Regions from separate parts of the Homo sapiens genome. Here region 2 is linked to region 1. A link is an interaction called in ENCODE POLR2A ChIA-PET data of the cell type or tissue named here. Cell type or tissue: GM12878. All regions are shown on one strand. Each heading gives the region's core, and the rest is flanking DNA. Links, peaks and the distances in the headings are about the cores only. Region 1 overlaps PTPN22 (protein tyrosine phosphatase non-receptor type 22). Region 2 overlaps HIPK1 (homeodomain interacting protein kinase 1).

What was found. Peaks named below come from ENCODE experiments on the same cell type or tissue, not always from the same donor. Only the 100,000 strongest peaks of a DNase experiment are listed, where the experiment ranks them.
Region 2: POLR2A ChIA-PET joins it to region 1 with 13 read pairs; 11 of 35 experiments call an interaction of 5 or more read pairs at or near these places.

Annotation. Positions count from the first base shown.
Region 1 is chr1:113,855,893-113,864,233 of GRCh38, forward strand. It overlaps PTPN22 (protein tyrosine phosphatase non-receptor type 22), which reads right to left. Exons shown (of 21, transcript NM_015967.8): 2 at 3,460-3,568; 3 at 3,110-3,186; 4 at 2,586-2,681; 5 at 1,846-1,884; 6 at 656-727; 7 at 490-549. All of the region lies in intron 3 of AP4B1-AS1 (AP4B1 antisense RNA 1), which reads left to right. Among named protein-coding and RNA genes, the nearest start is that of PTPN22, 12 kb to the right of the region's middle. In GM12878, for the core only: a CTCF peak has its summit at 2,652; a DNase peak (open chromatin) is centred at 3,759; H3K4me3 peaks cover 3,662 bases; H3K27ac peaks cover 5,731 bases.
Region 2 is chr1:113,938,571-113,946,911 of GRCh38, forward strand. It overlaps HIPK1 (homeodomain interacting protein kinase 1), which reads left to right. Exons shown (of 16, transcript NM_198268.3): 2 at 1,812-2,889. The coding sequence starts at 1,814. Among named protein-coding and RNA genes, the nearest start is that of HIPK1-AS1, 13 kb to the left of the region's middle. In GM12878, for the core only: no CTCF peak of the experiment used is centred there; a DNase peak (open chromatin) is centred at 2,275; H3K4me3 peaks cover 588 bases; H3K27ac peaks cover 1,496 bases.

The sequences.
Region 1 (8,341 bases), core at 131-8,130:
CTCAAACTGGTCCCCAGTCTCTATGCACTGTTCAGCTTCTGTTCACCCTACAAATATTATCATTTTATATGTGTGCCATGGTATAGAATAGATTGAAGACATATTATAACAATGGTCTCTTCTTTTTTTCTTCTTCTTTGAGACACAGTCTTGCTCTGTCACCCAGGCTGCAGTACAGTGGCACCATCTCGGTTCACTGCAACCTCCACCTCCAGGGCTTAAATGATTTCTCCTGCCTAAGCCTCTTGACTAGCTGGAACCACAGGCATGCACCACCACGCCCAGCTAATTTTTTGTGTGTTTTTAGTAGAGACAGGTTTTTGCCATGTCGGCCAGGCTCAAAGTTCTCTTGAATATGAAGACTCATTCATGACATCAAAGACCCTACCACTTCCCATTGTCTTATGCCCAGCCTGAGCTACACACATCTATATTTACTTGCCTGATCTCTATAGGCTTTTGAGTTTATCATTCTTATTTTATACTTACACTATTGAACTTAACTTTTAGAGTCCTGATTATATAATCAGATTTCCTTTTTTCAGCTTCCTAAAAAGAAAAAGAAGACTCAAGTATTAGTGATTGCAAAGACAAGCTCTCTATAAGGTAGACCCTGGAGGCTTTACTCAGACATGAGAACAGACATTACACTTACACAGGATACAGAGAAAGGGCCAAATTCCAGCTGCATCTCTCCTGGCTCAGCCCAGTAGCGCTCACACTTTTTCTGTTGCACAAAGCAGAATACAGTGATTTCCCTCCATATATTCTAGTCTTTTCCACTCTCTCATTTGGAAGCAAATTCAGCTCTATGTCCTTCACCTTAGGTTAGGTGCGTCTAACCCCTTTGGGCTTCAACCCCTACATTATTGGAATCTCCAAAGATGGGAAAACAAACATTAAAGGATATATAAATTACAGACTTCCTGGGAGTCTGAAAAAGTAGAAATAGAAATCTTTGACCTATTTTTAGTATTTCACAAGAACTAACAGAAATCATATGTCTACTAAAACAGCTGCACAAGCTAAGTGAAATACCTAGTTCCCTTGCTTTTGATTAGAATTGTCAACTCAGAATGGCAACAGTAGAACAGTGATATCCAGTAAAAATATAATGTGAACCACAAATGTAATTTTAAATTTTCAAACAGACATATTAAAAAATGAAAAGAGGTGAAATTAATTTTAATAACATATCTTAGCCCAATATATCAAAACATTCTGACATGTAACCAATATAAAATAATTATCAGATATTTGGCATTTTTTACTAAGTCTTCAAAATCCAGTGTATATTTTATATTTATAGCTAATCTCAATTAGGATGCCAAATTTTGGAAATATTTTATTTCCATTTAGATTTAATAAAACTTACATTTGAAAAATTTTCACATACTCAAACAGCTTTCTGATAACTGAATTGCATGTCAGTTTTTAAGTTTAAATCAATTAAAATAATTGAGTTCCCCAGTCACATTAGCCATATTTTAAATGCTCAATAGCTGTATGTGGCTGGTGGATGCAATATTGGACGGCACAGGATTAAAAGCTCTGGCTGGCAGTTAAAGATATCTAATTAATAGAAATGGGCAAGTGATTTGTTAATCTTAAAAGCATACCTTGTTTTTAACTGTAAAACATAGGGTCTACTGAGAAAACAAACAAATAGGATTCTTAGGAGAAAAAAAAAATCCTCTGAGAATCACGTGGCATTCCCAAACTGAAAACTATGAAGATGACATAAGTTTTATCTAGGTACACTCAGGTAAGTTCTGCTGCCAATTTCCCTCTCCTTTTTCTTCTTTCCTTTGTTTTAAGGTCAGCAGGTACTAGAAAGTAACTTACCTTTCCCATTTCATACTCCATGCATGCCATAACAATGATCTGGGGGATGAAATAGATAGAAACTTAAACATTCATATATAGTTAGAAAGAGCAGTTAATACATGGATCCCAGACTCAGAAAGTATTAACCGTTCTTTTTTCTGTTTTGTCGTTTTTTTTTAACCAAAAAATAAATCCTGGTGACTTATAAAATATTGCTGCTACTCTTCCTTCATTCTGACAATACTTCCCCTTTCTCTGTTCAGACCAGTAATCTTGTTACCAAATGAGCCTGTCAAGGTAAGAACTTTCTCATTTTTAAATTTATTTTTATTATTTTTTAAAACTTATTTATTTTTGAGACAGGGTCTCATTCTGTCACCCAGGCTGGAGTGCTGTGGCACAATCTCAGCTTACTGCAGTCTCAACCTCATGGGCTCAAGCGATTCTCCCATATCAGCTTCCCCAGTAGCTGGGACTACAGGCACACACCACCACTCCCAGCTAATTTTTGTATTTTTTGTAGAGACAGGGTTTTGCAATGTTGCCCAGGCTGGTCTAGAACCCCTAGGCTCAAGCTATCCACCCCTCTTGGCCTCCCAGAGTACACCTGGCTGAGAACTTTCATTTCCTTGGACAAGAATGGCATTGTGATTCTGACTAAAAGATGCCTGAACCCTGAAGTTCCACTGACCAATTTTTTAAAAGCACTGTTTTTAATAAAGTAGAGAATAAAGTAACAAAAGCAACACCATACTTACAAGGACACTATATTCCCAAATCATCCTCCAGAAGTCCAGGAGGGTTGTAGATAAAGGACCCTGGGTGGCAATATAAGCCTTGGGTCCATAAACTCCCTAAAGGGGAACAGAAATTACACGGGGTGACTACAAATAATACCCTGTTCTCACCTAGTCCTCCGCTTCCTTTTTTTTTTTTTTTTGAGATGGTCTCACTGTGTTACCCAGGCTGGAGTGCAGTGGCATAATCACAGCTCACTGCAGCCTTGACCTCCTGGCTTCAGGCAATCCCCTTTCCTCAGCCTCTCCAGTAGCTGGGACTACAAGCGCATGCCACCACACCTGGCTAATTTTTTAACTTTTTGTTGAGATGGGGTCTCATATGTTGCCCAGGCTGGTCTGAAATTCTTGCGTTCAAGTGATCTTTCCGCCTCAGCCTCCCAAAGTGCTGGGATTACAGGCATGAGCCACTGAGTCCAGCCAGCCCTCCCCTTTTTTTGGGTATCTAGAGAAATATGGAATGCTTTTATTTTCTTTCACTGTACCTTAATGAAGTTGGCATTGATGTAGCTGGAATCCTCATCAGAGGTTATCAGGGATAGTTCTACCCGGCTATAATCATCTATAATACAAAAGACAGACATAGTACAATTAAGAGGGCTTAGTCAGCAGATTTAAATCAGGGCCTAACACTGTGAATAGTGTATGCTCATGAGTGAACAAGTGAGTGAATGAATGAATGAATGAATGAATATTCTTTTGCAGTCATAAATAGTACAAACTAAGTTGTCAATGCCATGTTCCAAGATCAGGATCAGTAAGCAATGGGTACAAAGAGATAGTAATGATTGAATTTGGGAGAAAGTATGAGTTTATAGAGAGAAATGGAACTTACAGGGCAAAATATCCTTATATCTGTTTTTCTTGATATTCTTGGGCTTCTCAGCCACAGTTGTAGGATAGGTTTTGTCTGCCTTGTACTTGGTAGATTGCCTTTTCAGCTTCTGTAATAAGATTCCAAGAAAAATTAATCTTCCTAGAGAAATGAGGTAAGAAGCTATCTCTAAAGAGCTTTCCTTTTCCACTGGCAAAACATTCTACCTCAACCCTTTTATTATCTTCTGGTTCTGACTCCGTTCAGGACAGAGCTGCAGAGCATAAGGAGACCTGAGTTCAGTGACATTTGGGGAAGTGAAAAGATCACACTTACTGCAGCTGAGCCATAGATAGCGTGAACTTAAAAGTGAAACTTGTGAATATTTTAAGAACCAAATATCTTCTGGAAGCAAGCTATATGCTCCACCCAATGGGCAGATATTAAAAGCTTAATTTACTTTCTTTATAACTGCTTTTTAGTTAAATGGTCAACTGGAAAATAATTAAGTTCTATTAGTCTTTTTACTTCAGATCGCTTTTTTTTCTAAGTGGAAGTGGAGCTTAAGCTGAATAAAATTTCTCTATATCTAGCAAAATTTCAAAGATTTCAGTTCCAAAAGCAGTCACTTTTTTTTTTTTTTTTTTTTGAGATAAAGTTTCACTCTGTCACCCAGGCTGGAGTGCAGTGGCTTGACCACAGCTCAATGCAGCCTCAACTTTCTGGGCTCAGGTGATTCTTCCACCTCAGCCTCACCTCCCACCTCAGCCTTACCTCCTGAAAGCTGGGACCACAGGCACAAGCATCACACCTGGATAGTTCTCATATTTTCAGTAGAGAAGGGATTTCACCATGTTGCCCAGGCTGGTCTCAAACTCCTGGGCTCAAGCAATGCACCTTCCTTGGCCTCACATAACTTTTATTACTGTAGATTATCATAATTGTTCTATTGTATTACTAGCTATTATTGCTAATCTCTTATTGTGCCTAATTTATAAATTGACCTTAATTATAGATATGTATGTATAGGTAAAAACAACATAGTGTACGTAAGATTTGGTACTATCTGCAGTTTCAGGCATCTACTATAGGTCTTCAAACACATCCTCCGTATATAAAGAGAGCCTACTGTAGTTTGAATTCCTCTGGATTTTCAGAACTGGATTTGAGAGGAGAGATACTGAACTGATATCTTTTTGTTTGTTTGTTTGTTTAACTTTGAACCCCAAGAAGCTACTGAACTATCTTTATAGCATATTTTTACTTCAAGATGGATATGGATACAAGTGGACTAATTTGGGAATTTAAGGACACATGAAAGACTAGGCTGAATTTCAGCTGAAGTTACACCAATTTTTCAAATCTCCCTGCTCTTAAGCAACTTCAGAATGATCATTTTCAGGTTGCTGTTGATCCCAGGGCTGCTGAAAAGATCTCAAGTCCCAGAACAGTTTCTTCTAGGAGTCTCCAGAACTAAGCTCAGTGCATACTCCTTGTTATACTGTTTTTATTTATTTTTGTTTTATTTTGCTTGTGGAACGCTTTCTAGGGAGAATGCTATACACAAAGCCCTTTGCGTAAGATATCCTTCAATTAATTTGGCAAAATGTTACAGATAAAGGTGATGGGTGTGTGTGTGTATGTGTGTCCTATATTTGTTTAGCTGCCTTCACTGCTACCTTCAACAATAAGGCAGAATGGCTTTCATTTTTCCTACTCCTTTCCTCCCCCTCGAGTAATCTAGCTGGATGACAAAAGCAGACACTCTTAGCAAAACATCACACAGGAAATGCCTACAGAATTATTCATTTGTAATGTATGAAAGATTTGATTTTTTTCCCTCAAACATCTTATCTTAAGGTCATACCACTGTGAAGTCTTCCTTTTTCTTTCTGTTTTTTTGTTTGTTTGTTTTTGTTTTTGTTTTTGAGACAAAGTCTTGCTCTATCGCCCAGGCTGGAGTGCAGTGGCATGATCTCGGTTCACTGCAACCTCTGCCACCCAGGTTCAAGCAATTCTCATGCCTCAGCTTCCAAAGTAGCTGGGGTTACAGGCGCCCGCCACCATGCCTGGCCAATTTTTTGTATTTTTGGTAGAGACGGGGTTTCACCATGTTGGCCAGGATGGTCTGGAACTCCTGACCTCGTGATCTGCCCGCCTTGGCCTCCCGAAGTGGTGGGATTACAGTCGTGAGCCACCGCGCCCGGCCAATTTTTTTTTGTATTTTTAGTAGAGACAGGGTTTCGCCATGTTGGCCAGGCTGGTCTTGAACTCCTGACCTCAAGTGATCCCCCCACCTCGGCCTCCCAAAGTGCTGGGATTATAGGCATGAGCCACCGCGCCCGGCAGGCTTCATTTTTCTCTTCCACCTCTCTTCCTGCCAGACTCCCGGGCTCCAATATCCCAAGAAAGAACAAATTAGGGCAAAATTAGGGCAGAAAAAGTAATAAACTACACCAGAAAAGGAGGAACCCTGAAAGTAGAAAGCAAAAGGGTATAAAAGAGGAAGCAGGGTCATGGGGATGGGTTTAAGTTTGTGAAGAAAAGATATGAGATCTAAAGGGTGAAGGTATTTCTTTGCCAACTACAAGGTAGGGGTGTGAGTTCCCTAGAGGAAGTACCATCAAGAGAAGTCAGGGGAATAGTTGCCAAGAGGATAAAGTGAAGAGACTGGGTGCGGTGGCTCACACCTGTAATCCCAGCACTTTGGGATGCCGAGGCAGGCAGATCACTAGGTCAGGAGTTCGAGACCAGCCTGGCCAGCATAGTGAAACCCCGTCTCTACCAAAAATACAAAAAAAATTAGCTGGGCATGGTGGCAGACCCCTGTAATCCCAGCTATTCAGGAGGCTAAGGCAAGGAGAATCGCTTGAACCTGGAAGGCAGAGATTGCAGTAAGCTGAGATCACACCACTGCACTCCAGCCTGGGTGACAGTGTGAGACTCCGCCTCAAAAAAAATAAAAATAAAAATAAAAAAGAGAATAAAGTGAAGAGAGAGCTCAACATCCCTCGTGGGCCCTGAAATAGGGTGGAATGTGTGAGAAACCAGATTCTGTGTGTGCTTGATAAGCTAATAGTAAGTTCATTTGGTTTGTAGATGATACTACCCCTTTCGTTTCAAGAAAGGAGAGGAGAATGGGGATCCTGGCCAGTATAACAAGGAGTATTAGATTCTAGAAATTCGGATTGAGTCATTTGCATGTTATTCTCACAGACTAGTAAATAAAATAAAGTCACTCCCAAAAAAGAACAGAAAGTAAAAGAAAGCACAAGACCACGATATCTTTGCCTTGAAGGACTACATTACTGGATAGAAGACGTAGCATTTTAGATACATTTTAGGGAGAGGAAAATTAAACTTGGCCCTCCTGTGCTAGGTGGGAGAACACAAAGTTTGGCTGTCTCGAGAACTCTGCAAGGTAGTTCCTCAGTGCCTTGCAAATATAGGTCAGTATTATACCAAGCCTCCATCAGGACAGAAGAAGTACAAGTGGTAAGGAATGGCATTAGGAGCTCAGGCTTCTAAATCCAGTAATCAGGAGAACTACCAGTAGGAATGGAGGACAAGACTGAATTGTACGAGCGTGCAATGCAATCATCTTCAACAAGACTGACAAACTTATCGAGGTTAGTTTCCAGTGCAATAGTGGGGCAAATGGGTAGGTGGGTAGGCAATAGCTAAATTGGGGTGAGTAAACCAAGAGGTTCAACTTTAGATACATAAAATGTGAGAAAATGGCAAGAAATGTGTGTGTTGTTGGTTGGTTGGTTGGTTTTTGAGACAGAATCTTGCCTTGTCACCCAGCAGAGAGTTCAGTGGCGCAATCTTGGCTCACTGCAACCTCTGCCTCCCAGGTTCAAGTGATCCTCCCACCTCAGCCTCCTGAGTAGCTGGGATTACAGGCACCTGCCACCATGCCCAGCTAACTTTTGTATTTTTATTAGAGACAGGGTTTTACCACGTTGGCCAGGCTGGTCTTGAACTCTTGACCTCAAGTGATCCGCCTGCCTCAGCCTCCCAAAGTGTGGGGATTACAGGCGTGAGCCGCTGCGCTCAGCCAAGAAATGTGTTTTAAGTGTCCTGTGAGTAAATGAAAATGTAGGACTAGATGGTCCCTAGTGAGAGGCTGGAGATGGTGTTAGAGAAATCAGCTTCAGAGGTGATGTGATACATTTATTCTGGTGGTGGCATTTTTAAAAATTGCACCTTAATGTGCACAAAGGTCAAGAAATGCTGATAAATATGTTCAAGTGATAGGCTGATTCACAGGAATGAGTAGTGTCAATTCATAGATGTTTGTGCACTTGCTCTGTAGGAAGTACCTTGTTGATAACTGTTTGGTTAGTATCATTACTATAATATACACAGAACCAGGATGTATCTATGTCTCCTTTATAGAACCAAGATGTAGCCAGATCTTTGATATGTCTCTGGTCTTCTAATGAATCTCCAGAAGTTGCAATAGTACCAGTCTGATTTCTAGTATAGTTTAAACTGTTAGCACCTAAACCTGGCCTTCAGAACTAGGTATCTTCTTTCTGTTAGGATTCAATGAATCCTTTATATTTAATAAATATATATATATATATATATATTTTTTTTTGACATGGGATCTCACTCTGTCATCCAGGCTAGAGTGCAGTGGCGCGATCTCGGCTCACTGCAACTTTGCCTGCAATCCCAGCTACTCGGGAGGCTGAGATAGGAGAGTCACTTGCGGTGAGCCAAGATCGCACCATTGCACTCTGGTCTGGGCAAAAAGAGCAAAACTCCATCTCAAAACAGACAAACAAACAAACAAACAAAAAACTGAAATTGTGGTAAGTGCTATGAAAAATAACAAATGGTGCTAATAAGAACTTACAATAGAAGATTTGATCTATTCAAAGAGGTCCAGAAA
Region 2 (8,341 bases), core at 313-8,312, 83 kb after region 1:
CTAGAATGGTGCCAATAAGGGTAGGGAAAAAGGGCTGATTTGAAATATACTTAGGAGGCCAGGGGCAGTGGCTCACGCCTGTAATCCCAGCACTTTGGGAGGGTGAGGGGGGTGGATCACTTGAGCTCAGGAGTTTGAGACCACCCAGGCAACATGGTGAAAACCCATCTCTACTAAAAATACAAAAAAATTAACTGGGTGTGGTCGTGCACGCCTCTACTCTCAGCTACTTGGGAGGCTGAGGCAGGAGAATTGCTTGAGCCCCAGAGGTGAAGGTTGCAGCGAGCCAAGATTGCACCATTGCACTCCAGCTTGGGCTACAGAGTGAGACTCTGTCTCAAAAAAAAAAAAAAAAAAATACACACACACACACACACACACACACACACACACTTAGGAGATGGAATGGATAAGATAGAGATTAGATGTGGAGGAATAAGGGAGAGGAATGAGCCAGGATAATAGTATTAAATATGTGGTAGACACTATCATTTTACATGTATTAAATTATTTAATTCTCAGAACAACCCCATGAGGTAGGTATTGCTATCACCATTATGTAGCTGAGGAAACAGACATCCCTAATTTTTTTTCTTTTTTTTGAGACAGGGTGTCATTCTTTCACCCTGGCTGGAGTGCAGTGGCACGATCACAGCTCACTGCAGCCTCTACCTCTGGGCTCAGGTGATCACTTCTGCCTTCTGAGTAGCTAGGACTACAGGCATGTGCCACCATGCCTGGCTAACTTTTTTTTCTGTTTTTTTTTTTTTTTGTTGTTGTTGTTGTTTGTTTGTTTTAGAGACGGTTTCACCATGTTGCCCAGGCTGGAGCTCCCTGATTTCTGGCTTGAGGCGTTGGATGTGTGATGGCATCTCATAATTAAGATAGAAAACTGAAGGTGGGGTGGAGGCTCGTAAGTTTAATTCTGAATGTATTGAATATGAGGTGTTTGTGAAATGTCCAAGTTGCAGGGTTAAGTAGTCATTTGGATATAGGGTTTGGAGTTCAAAGCGAGAGAATCCTGGGTTAGAGATAGAGATTTTAGTCTTTTGAAGATGACTAATTTTGAGGAGTAATTATTAAAAAGGGGCAAAGGGTAGAGCAAGGAAAGAGGGATTACTATAGAGCCCCAAGGCATATGAGATCGGATGGTTGAAAATGGAGAAGATAAATATGAAATGGCTTGTGTGCTATGTCAGATGTTTGGACTTTATTCTGAAAAAATAGCTTTCAGTTTAATCTGTGGGCTTATTGAGCTGGAAGTGTCTGTGGGATATTCAGGGACAGAAAGCTGGACTGTTCTTACATCCTTTCCTCATATTTTTCTGCTAACTTTCCTCGGTTCTTCAGAATATACTCTAGCTTTCTCATCATCCTGGTTACTTTTTTTTTTTTTTTTTTCAATTTTAGTATTTTTAGAGACAGGGTCTCACTACATTGCCTAGGCTGGTCTCGAACTCCTCAGCTCAGGAGATCTTCCTGCCTTGGCCTCCCAAAGTGCTGGAATTAAAGGCTTGAGCCACTGTGCCTGGCCCATACTGGTTACTTTTTTATCTTAAAATGTGGTAGACAATTGAATGCATTTTATGTATGACCTGAGCAGAGTGGATAATCTTCACTTTGTCCAGCACGTTCTGTACACTGTTTCTATGAATATAGGTCAAGATTGAATTAGTTTTTGAGAAGAGGAGAACATTATTACATCATGTTTCTTTTATCAAGTAAAAGTGTGTGTGTGTGTTTGTGTGTTTTAAATCTAAGCCTTGTATCTTTTATCCTTGTGGTCTAATTCTTCCTTTCTCTCAATATAGGTATGGCATCACAGCTGCAAGTGTTTTCGCCCCCATCAGTGTCGTCGAGTGCCTTCTGCAGTGCGAAGAAACTGAAAATAGAGCCCTCTGGCTGGGATGTTTCAGGACAGAGTAGCAACGACAAATATTATACCCACAGCAAAACCCTCCCAGCCACACAAGGGCAAGCCAACTCCTCTCACCAGGTAGCAAATTTCAACATCCCTGCTTACGACCAGGGCCTCCTCCTCCCAGCTCCTGCAGTGGAGCATATTGTTGTAACAGCCGCTGATAGCTCGGGCAGTGCTGCTACATCAACCTTCCAAAGCAGCCAGACCCTGACTCACAGAAGCAACGTTTCTTTGCTTGAGCCATATCAAAAATGTGGATTGAAACGAAAAAGTGAGGAAGTTGACAGCAACGGTAGTGTGCAGATCATAGAAGAACATCCCCCTCTCATGCTGCAAAACAGGACTGTGGTGGGTGCTGCTGCCACAACCACCACTGTGACCACAAAGAGTAGCAGTTCCAGCGGAGAAGGGGATTACCAGCTGGTCCAGCATGAGATCCTTTGCTCTATGACCAATAGCTATGAAGTCTTGGAGTTCCTAGGCCGGGGGACATTTGGACAGGTGGCTAAGTGCTGGAAGAGGAGCACCAAGGAAATTGTGGCTATTAAAATCTTGAAGAACCACCCCTCCTATGCCAGACAAGGACAGATTGAAGTGAGCATCCTTTCCCGCCTAAGCAGTGAAAATGCTGATGAGTATAATTTTGTCCGTTCATACGAGTGCTTTCAGCATAAGAATCACACCTGCCTTGTTTTTGAAATGTTGGAGCAGAACTTATATGATTTTCTAAAGCAAAACAAATTTAGCCCACTGCCACTCAAGTACATCAGACCAATCTTGCAGCAGGTGGCCACAGCCTTGATGAAGCTCAAGAGTCTTGGTCTGATCCACGCTGACCTTAAGCCTGAAAACATCATGCTGGTTGATCCAGTTCGCCAGCCCTACCGAGTGAAGGTCATTGACTTTGGTTCTGCTAGTCACGTTTCCAAAGCTGTGTGCTCAACCTACTTACAGTCACGTTACTACAGGCAAGTGGCAAATGCTGAAAATCGTATCTTAGGCTAGAGTTCTGTCCTTATATTTAACATATACCCCGTAGGCTACATATAGCAATGAATTTGTTTATAGATTCTGAGATAGAAATAGGATATGTTTTAGCTCATTCTATGTGTGTGGCATTCCTATATATGACATTTATTTCTGAAATTTTATCTAGCACTGGAAAAATTAACTCAGTCTGATTCTGAAAGTTGTTACTAGTTGAATTATACTAGCACCTGGTTCTTTAGTATTATTTTACCTCATTTTCCCATTTTATTTATTTTATTTATTTATTTATTTATTTAGAGACAGAATCTCGCTCTGTCGCCCAGGCTGGAGTGCAGTGGCGTGATATCAGCTCACTGCAAGCCCCACCTCCTGGGTTCACGCCATTCTCCTGCCTCAGCCTCCTGAGTAGCTGGGACCACAGGCACCCGCCATCACGCCCGGCTAATTTTTTTTGTATTTTTAGTAGAGACGGGGTTTCACCGTGTTAGCCAGGATGGTCTCGATATCCTGACCTCGTGATCCACCCGTCTCGGCCTCCCAAAGCGCTGGGATTACAGGCGTGAGCCACCGTGCCCAGCCTATTTATTTATTTTTTTAAGATGGAGTTTCACTTGCCACCCAGGCTAGAGTGCAGTGGTGTGACATTGACTCACGGCAGCCTCCACCTCCTGGGGTCAAGTGATTTCTCCTGCTACTCCTGTCCTGAGTAGCTGGGACTACAGGCACCTGCTACCACGCCCGGCTAATTTTTTTGTTTTTAATAGAGATGGGGTTTCACCATGTTGACCGGGCTGGTTTTGAACTCCTGACCTCAGGTGATCCACCCGCCTCAGCCTCCCAAAGTGATTAGAGGCGTGAGCCACCATGCCCAGCCATTTTCCCATTTTGAAGAGTCTTGAAATACACAAAGATATTTACTTATTTGTAATGAATCTGAGCATATGTTGCTGTTTTTTCGAACCTCTTATCTTGGCAGGTAAAATAACGTGGGAATAACTCTAGGTTTAACTCTAGTAACATTTTATTCTTTTACATTTTCTTCTGTAGTAGCATGAATTGAATTACATGGTTGCTACAATCTCTTCCTGTTTTAACTTTCTCTAAATACTTTGAACTTAATGGGTTATCCTAGAATGGCCTTGACCCAAGTACCTTATACTTTAATGATATATATTTCTAGATTGATACTTTTAATGTAGCTACCATTTTAATATATAATAATTATTGGGACAGTATGTAAATGCTGATATATACAATTTTGTCTGTACCATAACCAAGGCTTTTAAAATGTGCTTTTTATCAGCACCCATTTACTTACTTGCCTAGTTATTAATTTTAAGGAATCTAATATTTAGTTTTAATGGCCATACATTAAATACAAATCATGTAAGCATCCAATCAAGAAGTGAAATAATAAAAACATAGATAACCTATAAAATATGTTTATAAGGAGCTATACATGCCAGATGCCTGTAATAAAATTTGAGGAAATAGAAATTCTGAATTAAGAATTTTATATTATGTGTGAAAATAATGTGAGGATATTTTAACCCATACAAGGACTCAGAAAAAATGTCATCTGCATGTTTCCTTTTTTAAAAACATTGTGGTAAGATGTTTATAATAGGAAATTTACAATTTTAACCATTTGGTACCACTCATTGTGTTAAGTACATTCATAGTGTTGTGTAACCATCACTGCTGTCTGTTAAGTATATTCACAATGTTGTGTAACCATCACCACTATTTCCAAATGTTTTCATCACCCAAAACAGAAATTCTAACCATTAAGCAATAACTCCCTATTCTCTCTTCTTCCTACCACTGGTAATCTTGATTTGACTTTCTGTCTCTATGAATTTGCCTATTCTAGATACTGCATGTAAGTGGAATCATACAATATTTGTCTTTTTGTGTCTAGTTTATTTCACTTAGTGTAATGCTTTTGAGGCTAATCCATGCTGTAACATGTATCAGAACTTCATTCCTTTTATGGCTGTATAATATTCCATTGTTTGTATATACCACATTTTGTTTATGCATTCATCTGTTGGTAGATATTTGGGTTGTTGCTACCTTTAGGCTGTTGTGAATAATGCTGCTATGAACATTGGTGTACAAGTATCCTAGTCCCTATTTTCAGTTCTTTTGGGGATATAGCTAGGAGTGGAATTGCTGGGTCACATGATAATTCTATGTTTAACTTTTTGCAGAATTACCAAATTATTTTCCACAGAGGCTGCACTATTTTACATTCCTACCAGCAGTGGATGTGCATTCCAAATTTCTCCACATTTTCTCTAACATTTGTTATTTTTTTTATTTAAAAATATTGTTTGTTTATTTTTACAGAGACAGGGGCTGCCTCTATTGCTCATGCTGGAGTACAGTGGCACGATCATAGTTCACTGTAGCCTCCAACTCCTGGACTTGAGCAGTCCTCCCACTTCAGCCTCCCAAGTAGCTAGGACTGCAGTCACACTCCACCATACCTGGCTAATTACTATTATTTTATTTTTTGTGGCGACAGTGTTTTGAGGGTCTCATTTTGTTGCCCAATCTGGTCTCAAACTACTGGCCTCAAGCCATCCTCCTGCCTCAGTCTCCCAAAGTTCTGGGATTACAGGTGTGAACTACCACTCCTGGCCTTGTTTTGTTTTTTAAATAATAGCCATGGGTTTTTTTTTTTTTTTTTTTTTTTTTTTTTGAGATGGAGTTTCACTCTTGTTGCCTAGGCTGGAGTGCAGTGGTGCGATCTCGGCTCACTGCAGCCTCTGCCTCCCAGGATTCTCCTGCCTCAGCCTCCCGAGTAGCTGGGATTACAGGTGCCTGCCACCACACCCAGCTAATTTTTGTATTTTTAGTAGAGATGGGGTTTTACCATGTTGGCCAGGCTGGTCTCGAACTCCTGACCTCAGGTGATCTGCCCACCTTGGCCTCCCAAAGTGCTGGGATTACAGGCATGAGCCACTATGCCTGGCCAATAATAGTTTTTTTTTGTTTTTTTTTTGTTTTTTTTTTGAGATGGAGTCTTGCTCTGTTGCCAGGCTGGAGTGCAGTGGCACAATCTCGGTTCACTGCAACCTCCACCTCACAGGTTCAAGCAGTTCTCCTAGCTTGGCCTCCTGAGTAGCTGGGAATACAGGTGCCACCATGCCCAGCTAATTTTTGTATTTTTAGTAGAGACAGGGTTTCACCATGTTGGCCGGGATGGTCTCGATCTCTTGACCTCGTGATGAAGTGCTGGGATTACAGGCATGAGCCACCGGGCCCGGTCAATAATAGCCATTCTTATGGGTGTGAAGTGGTATCTCATTGTGGTTTTGATTTGTATTTCCCTAATGATTAATGATGTTGAGCATTTGTTTTATTTTGTTTTGTTTTGAGACAGAGTCCCACTTTGTCACCCAGGCTGGGGTGCAGTTGTGCAATCATGGCTTACTGCAGCCATGACCTCTCAGGCTCAAGCAGTCCTCCCACCTTAGCCTTTCGGGTACCTGAGACTACGGGCATGCACCCCCACACCTGACTAGTGTTTTGTATTTTTAGTAGAGACGGGGTTTCACTGTGTTGCCCAGGCTGGTCTCAAACTCATAGGCTCAAGTGATATGCCCGCCTCGGCAACCCAAAGTGCTGGGATTACAGACATGAGCCACCATGCCCAGCCTGGCATTTTTTTATGTGCCCGACATCTGTATATCTTCTTTGGAGAAATGTCTATTTAAGTCCTTTCCTCATTTCTTGAATTGGGCTTTTTGTTGTTGAGTTGTATACTCTATATACTTAATTTTCATCTATTCCTTGGGTTGCCTTTTTACCTGTTGATAGTGTTTGACACAGAAAAGTTTTTAACTTTGGTGAAGTGCAGTTTGTCTACTTTTTCTTTGGTTGCTTGTGCTTTTGGTGACATATCCAAGAAGTCACTGTTAAGTCGAAATCATACAGATTTTCCCCTATGTTTTCTGCTAAGAGTTTTATAGTTTTAGCTCTTATATTTTGGTCTTTGATTCTTTGTTGATTTTTGTCTATGGTCCAAGGTACAAATCCAGTGTAATTCTTTGGCATGTGACTATTCAGTTCTTCAAACACCATTTGCTAAGAAGATTGTCCTTTCTGCATTGGGTGGTTTGGGCACCCTTGTTGGAATCATTTGAACATATATACAAATAATTCTTATCTTCTATTGCTTTCCCATTTTCAATGTTGGGCTCTCTATTCCATTAATCTATATATGTCTTTATGCCAGTACCACATTGTTTTGATTATTGTAGCTTTGTAGTAAGTTTGAAATCAGGAAGTGTGAGACCTCCAACTTTGTTCTTTTTCAAGATTGTTTTGGCTATTTGGGGTCTTTGAGGGTCCATATAAATTTTAGGATGGGTTTTTCTATTTTATACAAAAACCATAATTGCTTTTTATTAAGGATAGCGATGAATCTGTAGATGACTTTGGGTAGTATTGACAGCTTAATAGTAAGTCAGTCCATCCTTATTTCTTTATATCTTTTCACAGTTTTATAAAACTGGTATTTTTTACTTGAGGTAAGGTAAATAAACTCTTAGAGCCTTTGTTTTCTGGTTTTATGCTGCCCTAGGCAACCTTGGCTAACTTTAAGAATGTCATCTCCATTTATTTATTTATGCCTTGGGAGATTTAGGTTCCAACTACATTTGCTTTTTAATGCTCTCCTTTGAGCAGTCTCACCACCAGCCACACCAACATAACATATATATAACATACTCTACAGGTGCACTGAAGAATTCAGCGCAGCATCCCATTTTGAGTCCTCAGGAGGGACTAGGCAGACCACAGCTGAAGGAAGAGGGCTGATCAGCTCTTCCTTTCTGTCTTGACTCTGTGCCTGCAGGTGTTCTTTAACTATTTGTTTGCCCTGTCAAAGACAAAGTGCATTCTCTTGTGATAACAGAGTAGTTTTTAAATTGAAAAAGGGAGAGCAATAGGAGATAAAAATTATTTGGCTTTGTTATAATTGGGGCATGTTAATACAAAATAAAATGAATTATTTGGCTGCTTAGCTTTCTGTAATGTGTAATTCATTTGAATAATTTTCAGTGTTAGGTTGCTGATCTTTGTATTTTTTATCCTTTTAATTTAAGCTGTCAATTGATTCATTTTGGTTTTGTTTTTTATAGAAACTAAGGTTTTCAAATCTTCAAAGTTACCCTTCGACAAAGCTTTCTTTAAATTCACTGCAATATAGTTGTTGACTATAATTTTAAGTGGAGCTAAGTTTGCCTCTTAAAAACAGGAGTTCATTCTGTGTATTACTGAGTAATTACTCTGTATACTGAAGTTCAGTGCCCAGGGCTTGACAGTGTTTAGGATTTAACATGAGTGTTCTGTTGTGTCACAGTAATACTTGATAATGAGCCTAAGGCAGATGGAACAGCAGCTCAGGCATTCCTTCTT